2 separate regions of the Homo sapiens genome follow, and region 1 is linked to region 2. Evidence: chromatin contacts called from ENCODE Hi-C data. All regions are on one chromosome and are shown on one strand. Each heading gives the region's core, a stretch centred on a gene start or an enhancer-like site at or near the end of the contact. The rest is flanking DNA. Distances are from core to core; before and after follow the strand shown.

What was found. A loop is a pair of places that touch in the nucleus more often than their neighbours do. Pooled maps may share reads with other maps.
Region 1: a loop to region 2 is called in a pooled map, with 7 times the contacts of the local background. The contact joins the promoter of ST6GALNAC5 here to the promoter of ST6GALNAC3 in region 2. A Hi-C loop is called at or near these places in 1 of 168 maps with a recorded cell type or tissue (PC-9) and 4 of 50 pooled maps.

Annotation. Positions count from the first base shown.
Region 1 is chr1:76,865,464-76,869,484 of GRCh38, reverse strand. ST6GALNAC5 (ST6 N-acetylgalactosaminide alpha-2,6-sialyltransferase 5) reads right to left here and starts at 2,005. Exons shown (of 5, transcript NM_030965.3): 1 at 1,795-2,005; 2 at 743-988. The coding sequence starts at 1,809. RefSeq lists an enhancer at 921-1,130.
Region 2 is chr1:76,073,053-76,077,002 of GRCh38, reverse strand. It overlaps ST6GALNAC3 (ST6 N-acetylgalactosaminide alpha-2,6-sialyltransferase 3), which reads right to left and starts at 2,257. Exons shown (of 5, transcript NM_152996.4): 1 at 2,119-2,257. The coding sequence starts at 2,136. RefSeq lists a silencer at 2,257-2,456.

The sequences.
Region 1 (4,021 bases), core at 756-3,255, 790 kb before region 2:
TCAGAATCAGCAAACTTGATTAGGATTCTCCCAGAGGCTTCACACACTGAAACCAGATATTTATTATTCCAGGGAAAGGAGGCCCAATTTTAAAAAATTCATCTTATTAGTTATTAGCCACCCCATGCAGCAGCTTCCCGGAAGGCAGAGGAAGACAGGCTCACAATGATGAGTTTCAAACCAATGGAAGCTGAGTGTGTCCCTCAAGTCTTCCATGCCTGCCTGGGCACCACTCCCCAGGGCTGAGAGAATTCAGCCCAAAGCAATGCGCTGGAGAGATCAGAGGGGAACGCTGGATCCCGAGCAGTGGCCGCGGGCTGGCTGCGCTCACCCTCCGGTTCCGGGTCAGAGGAACGCTCAGGCTGGTACCCGCGCCAACCCCAGTTTCCTCCCACCAGGCAGCGACTCGGCGGCCAAACCCGAGGCTTCAGGAACCGGACCTCCATCCGCAGCTGCAATTCTGGGGATCAGGGAGTTCTAGTTCCAGGGCCGATTTCTGCTGGGAAATTAGGCTTTGGGGTCCACGCACCTCACCCCTATTTTCTACAAAACTTTGTGTCTTTCTCCAAATAAGAATTCATACCAAGTTGGAACTAGCCCACCCTACCCCAGCGGGTCCACTCCCCTCCAGCCTTCGAACGGCACCTACTCACAGCGCCTCCCAGCCCCGGGAAAGGGGGAAGGCTCAGGTGTGCGGGATCCCCAGGCTGAGTGGCGAGCGGGCTGGCGGGCATGCTGTCACCTTGTGGTCCGCCACTCCGAGGTATCCGTCCAGTGGCCGCGGTCCCGCGGGGACCCCGGGGCGCTGCTGGGTGCTGCTCTCCGCCGCCGGCTGCGAGCTGCCGGTGGCCGACGCCTGCTGCTGCTGTTGCTGCTGCTGCTGCTGCTGCTGCGGGGGCCGCTCCTTCTGGCCGCCGAGGCTGCTGTACACTAGCAACAAGCTGGTGCACATGGTGGTGAGCGCTAAACACACTGCCAGACCATGGCGCTGCGGGCGGGCGGGAGAGAGAAGAGGAGAGCGGCTGAGCGCAGACACCGGAGGAGCGCGCCCAGCGGGGACAACTGTGCGGTGGTCACTCTAGTGGGGGAGATTTGGGGCGGCCTGGGCCCCAGCCCCGCCGCACGCAACTGGGACAGAGAAAGCACCGTCCCCTAGCGTATCGCAAGGGATGCTCCGGGCGCGTCGCTGCTTTCGGCCGCCGCCGCCCAGATCTCTCGGTAGAGGGCAGGTGGTGTACGGCCCCGGGCTGAGGGAGGGAGCGCGCCGGGGCCGAGGACAGGGGTGGGTTTGCACTTTGGGGAAGGGCCCGTCTGGCGCAGCCACCCCAGCCAAGCTGCTGGAATTTTGAGTCCTTCACACCCCTCCTTTCCTGGGGCCCTGGATCCTTGCGATCCTTGCAAGTTTGAAATCTAAGAAAACGAAGAAAGTCTGCAAAGGTCCCCCCTCCCCGTCCCTCTTAGTTTTTGGCAGGCTGTTGCTTTTGGGCACCCCCATCCCTTGAGCAATCTGCCCACTCCTCCATCGCTCCTGCAGCTCTCCGCCACCCCCTCGGACCTCTCGCCGGAGATCTAGGAGGCGAGGCAACCCCGAGTTCCCATCCTGGCTCTGGGATTCCGAGCCAGGCAGAGCTGGAGAATCGGGAGGGAACGCGGAGCGGGTAGAAAGTTGTCCCTTTGTAACAGGCGACCTCGCGGCCCAGGGTTAGGCGTCTCGGAGTCTCCACGGTGCGTCCCGTGGACCCTGAGCCCGGGGATCCCCCTCTTTGCCCGGTGGAGTTGCCACAACTGACTCACCATCAGGGTCTTCATTTTGGGCACCTCTTTTGTGCAGAATCCTCAGGCTCGCGCGTCCGGGGCCACTTTTTCCTGGAGGGTTTCCATGATGGGTAATGGGGCGGAGGCGGCTCTGATTTTTGCCCAGCAGCCGGCCGCGGCAGATCGCGCGCGGGAGCCGCGGGACCCGGGAAGCGCGGCTGTTGCAGAGATTAGAGACAGAATTAAAACTGAACCGGACCCTCGTAGTCTCTCAGCGATCTACACAACTGCCGCCTGCCGCCGCCTGCTGGGTCCTAAAGACCTCTACATCCCCTTCCCCGCCCCCAAATAATAATCTTTTCAGTAGTGAAATTTCTGGGGAGAGAGAGTTAACCGAGCCAGTGTACCCACTTCTTGGTCCGCGGGCTTATTTATCTTTAAAGAAGTCATCAAGTAGTAAAGAAGGAGAACCTGATTGGATTCTGAACGTGATAGCCATGTGAAAATCTGCAACCTAAATTTTCTGTTTTGCGATGTTGATAAAAACAAATCAACCTCCCAAATGTCAATAACTCTATTTATAGCGTTTGCGTTTATGTACGTAGCATAGAGAAATACATGATGAAATTATTTTTCTTAAAAAATTATTTATTATTCCGTTTTTCAATTGCTCACTTTCTTATTTTCTCTTCTCTCTTAATTTTAATTTTACTTTATCAGATTCAGTTATTCTCATGCATTCTTTAGATAATATTTCATCTCAATTATTTCATTTATTATTTTCATTGAATATTACAATTTACATTTCTGCCTGACCTCTGAGTTTCCTAGTGTTCATCTAAATGATCTTAAAGTTTTAAAAACATTCAGCACGTCACAGCTACATGATTAACTTGACCTGTAGATTCTTCCTAATTTGGATGAAGAATTTCTGTCTGCTAGAGATAAAACTGCATATGGCTTATTTCATAATCCTAAGGTATTTGGTGCTTTCCGTTGGTCTACTGCACTGACGGCGATAGTTTCACATTCAGGACTTCAATTAAAATTAAAAAAACATAAGTATTGTTTTATGTTGGGAAAGTCACATCAATAGCTTGTTTTAAGGATGCTGTCTCCTCTGCATTGAATTACAAATGGCATTTGTTAAATGTCTAATTTAGCTAAAAACATATTTCTTGTGAAATTGCTCAGTGAAAATAGTTGTCTTAATGTATTACTTAACATCTCACCTGTAGCAGTGTAATGTTAAAGATTACATTAAGATGGAAATGATCAGCAGGCCTACTGAACCATGGGCACAATAAGAGCTTTCTCAAGGCCAAAGAAGGCATTACAATCCATTTTTAATCTTCCCTAATCTATTGCTGGACTGATGATACAACAGGAACTATTTTTATCTTATGAGGCATCCTTCCATACTTAGTATTAAGAAAGTTAAAATTATTGGTGCAATAATGAATATCAGTGCAACGTGTTTGGGAGAGGGCAAGAAAGCACACGATTTAGCCTTTCAAGGAAAAGCAAAATAGGAAGCACTGTCCAACATTGCCAGCCTTGAAACTATTTATTCAGTTTGTGCTTTAGGCATGAATAGTACCAGTTGTTAGGGCAGGAAAAGCAGCAGCCAGAGGAGAATCTTACCAGGTCTTGGCAATTCTTTATTGTATGGTTGCACTTGACACTCAAATTAATGAAACAAAGGACCAACTTGATGAATCACTGCAAGCAGATTATCTGTGTTTCTCCAGGGATCCTTTTAGATGCTATTAGAAGCAGCTCCTGCATTTTTCAGGATTATTCCCCCTCCATCTAGCAAGTTGCCCAGTGACTGATGAAACAGTTCTAATATATTTTGCCATGCCAAACAGAGGCATCATATCTATGATTTAAGTTCATGGCAGCATGTTGGACATCTGTTACACTGTATGTCTGACCAAATTCATTAAGCTTATGGGTTTTTTTTTCCCCTCCTGGGATAGCAGTTAGCTAGTTGCTAAATCTACTTATGAAATGGCCAGGGTAAATTTAAAAATGTAATTCAGAGCTTGATTTGAAAGATTTCAAGGTCTTGGCTTTTACATATTTGATTAGATTAATGCAGCCATTTCAGGCATTCTGGCTTGAGAGCCAAATGGACAAGATAGGGTGAGGGAAACGAGATAAAGAAAACAAGTCATAGAATTTACTTCAATTTGATGATCATTAATGATTGCCACTTATTTGGTGGTTCTGTATTAGAGAATACAGTGGTGAATAAGACAGA
Region 2 (3,950 bases), core at 1,008-3,507:
AAAGGTGCTCAAAGGTGGTTGGAACTGAATGGTATTAGGCCATCTTAAAAGTCATCACCTGGGAAAGTACTGGAACAGCAGTAAAGTATATGGAAGGTTGACATATCTGGGTCTAAATCCAGGATCACTCTGTCATTAACCCTGTGTGGCCTTGGGCAAATCTCTTAAACTAGGGAGCGTCAACTTTCTCATCTGTAAAATGGGGTTTAAAACAATGATACTTATCTTTCAGGGTTTTATGTAAAGATTAAAGAATAAAAAACATTTTGTATTTTATAAAAAATAATAGTTATAAGAAACAGACTGAGGATATAGTAAGGATCAACCAAACTGCACTTATTATTATATGTTAGAGGAAAAAAATGGCACATATTAAATGCCTGTGCCACAAAGTATTTTTCATACCCTATCTTATTTCATTCCCACAGCAACCTTGTGAAGCAGGTGCCACTACTTTGATCTTATATTGAAGAAACTAAGGCCCAGAGACATTTAAGTAACTTGTCCAACATCACAGAGGTAGCAGTGGGCAGAGCCAGCATCCAGACATATCTTTCTGAGTCTAAAGCCCACATTAGTTTCAGTGGAGGGAAGATAAGGTGGACAGATATGTCCCAAATGTCTGAAAGCAGTGTGAAGTGCTAGAAGAGAAAGATTGGACCAGATTCATGTGTAGTTTGGGATGTGCATTAAAGATGTTTACCACATGTATAGGACAAGGCAGGGGAGAAACCAAAACAGAAAAAGATGGCCAGCAATAAATATCATGCTCCTCAATGTCCCTTTCAGCAAATAACACAATGAATAGTAAAGATGACTCATATTCATATTTCAGTCCTTGTGCTAAGAGCCTCCCGGTCAAATACCCCATACTGTAATACTGATGTATTATTTCCTCATGTCCTGGAAAATGTTCTGAAACAAAAAGAGGAAGTTCAGAAAGCTCACAGGAAACTTCTGATCTCCTTTACGCAAAGAAGGGGAAACAACTTCTACGAGGTTAGTCTCTTATTTTCATCATTGACACCAGGCACGTTAGAAGACGATTCAGGTAACCAGAACACAGTAGATGACTTAATATCATCTTATAGAGAAATAAATGCTACTTCACAATAACACAACAACAACGAATTGTTTCCTGGTATTTTCCATCGTCACACAGTTCCCCCAGGCTTGGACAACTAGGTCTCTGCATTCTCCAGTCAAGGCCCAGGAAACTTTCATGCTGTTCATGTTTTTGATTCATGCATCCAGGTTATGTTCTTGTAGAAAGGTAGTGCAAAAAAAAAAACGAGGGCAGGGGAGGCCTCTACCAGTGGGATGGAAAGTTCTTTTTAAGTGAGGCCCTCACACCAAGTTCTCCCACCTGAGGCCACAAGTCTGTGAACCCAGAAAGATGCTCAGGTGAGGCTAAGAATCCGGTCTTGGAGAAAGAAAACTCAACAAAGAAGGGATGGCTGAGCGCACTCTGGCAGAGCATAAAATCATTTTGTCTATTCAAATTTATGAGCATAAAGAGAGTGAGAGGTTCTCTACTAACATATACATCCTCGTGTGAACTTTTCCAAAGTAGAGCTAAGGGCAAACAGAGCTAGCAGATCTCATAGAAAACTCATTCCTAAGGGACTACCTGTAAACTCAGAAGTTTCTGTCTTCACATGATCAAATGCACAGTAGAGCCCACCTCCGCTCACTCTTCCCTCCATTTAAAGCGCTATGCCCCTCACCACCAGCAACTCACGCCTAGCCACTCCACCCCTCCCCGTGGCCCCTGAAAGGCCTCAGGCTCCACAGAGCCGCGGGACCCGCGGGAACACCCCTCCTCTCCCTACCATCCCCATTATTCGGCACACAGCCCTGCTCTCCCCTGGAGCCAACAGTCTGCAGCTCCTTCAATGCAGGCGCGAGCAGGAGGCAGGAATGGTGGGAAAAGAAGCTGTGCCAGCTGCATGTTTCAGAATCTCCCTCCATATGCATTTGCCAAAGGAACAAAAAGAAAATCAATGCCAGGAAAAGACAACTGAGATGAGGATGCGGTGGGACCGCGGCTGACTCCGTGCCTCTGAGCAGCAAGGGGCTGGCCAACCACGCGTCCGAGCCACAGATCCAAGTCGTTACCTTCAGGATGCAGGCCATGGCGCTCCGCCGGCCCTCCTGCCACCGAGCAGCGGGCGCGCCTGGGTCAGGGGCAGTCCTGGGGGCAGGCTGGAGGCTGGTACCACGGCAGGACCTCTCCAGCCCACATTCCCGCAGATCCAAATAAGGGGACCGCGGTGTAAGCTGCGCCGCCACAGACCCCGCCCCCCGAGCCGCGGCCCCGCCCCCGTCCCCATCCACTGGCCCGCGGCCCGCGCGGCCCCGCCCCCGGGTCACGTGCCGTCCTGGGCGCCGGCGCCGGCGGCTCCTCAGTGCCTGCTACTTCTTTCTCTTGTTTTCTTCTGTGAACCTTTCGCGGCTCGACGTGCGCAGAGTGCGCTCTGCAGCAGGCGGGGACCTGGGTCCCGCGGGGGGCAGAGTACGGCCTTTTCTTCTCGGTTCCGTCTCCTCTCACACATCAGAGAACTCCTTTTTACAGACGTTTCACACTTTGTCAAAGTTGAGTGGGTTTGGCATCGCCCTTCTGGAGACTTTGGGCACATCAAAGGGCTTTTCAAAAGTAGCAACGAAGTTCTCCCTGGGCTGTTCAAGGATTGAGCCTTCACTCTGTGATGGGCTTATCTAAAATTAATAATTTACCGCTAATAAGTGAGCACAAATATCAACGAAAGAAAGACGTCATGAACCTTACACTCTGTATGGTATATTTTGTGTGTGTGTACATATTTTACATATACATGTATGTGTGTATAATATATAAATTATTGCCTTTTCCTGGTACAAGCTTGTTTATGAAATTGTATATGCATGATATACAGTATACAGATACAGGATGCACACATGTGTATATTGTATTATATATGTACATGTTGATTGTACAGTATATGTTTATAAACTGTGTATGTGTACATGATAGGACTTTGCTCTTCCCTGCTCCAAGCAAGAGCCGGCTAAGAGAAGCAGTTATTTCTACAAGGAGAGTAAACGCATTGCAGAAGGGAGAGAGCATTCCGTGTACACACACAGATTTTTACCACTTGGTCTGTCAGAAAAATTTTAAAAGCGGCCCCCAAATATCTACCCAAAAGAAGTTTCACTTGCTAGAAGCTCCGTCTAGTTTGCCTCCATGGAATCAGGAAAAGCACTGTGGGCTGGTGGTGTCATGAGATTGGCTCACAAACCACAAGGCAGAATCCAGGCTTTCAAGGAATTTGGTATTTTCTTGATGAGAACATGCAGAATTCTTAGAGAGCAGGAGTAACCACAGGAAGGAGGTTGCAGAAGCTGAGCCTGTGGATGAACTGCCTGTCCCATGGGAAGCTCCTGTCTTCAGTCTCCCTGGAATACCACACCCTGCTCTTCGACTTCTTCCTCCCGCCCCTCCCTCCTCTGCCTTACAGATCCGGTGTGTTTTTAGTAAGAATTCTTTGTTTGGGACTATATACTTTAAACCGCTGCTTTAGCTCATGGTCCTTCATAGGCCAGGAAAATTCAGTATTTCATTCATTTACTCATCCCTTGATTGATTCCACAAACTTTTTTATTGAGCCACTACTAAATGGAAGAATAAACTTTATTCACCTTCCACTAAGTGGAGGAAAAATCTTTATTGAAGACCTTTCAGGGATAGGAGAATGACTTTCAGAATATCTAACATCAAGGTGGGCTCACAGTTAAGTGAGAAAGACAAGAATAAGAGATACATGATACTATAACATGGAAAGGGCCTTAGCCAAATTGGAAGCAAAGATCTCAGGAAGGAGAAAGAGAAACACCTGACCGTCCCCCAGCCCGACACCCGTAAAGGGTCTGTGCTGAGGAATATTAGTAAAAAAGGAAGGCCTCTTGCGGTT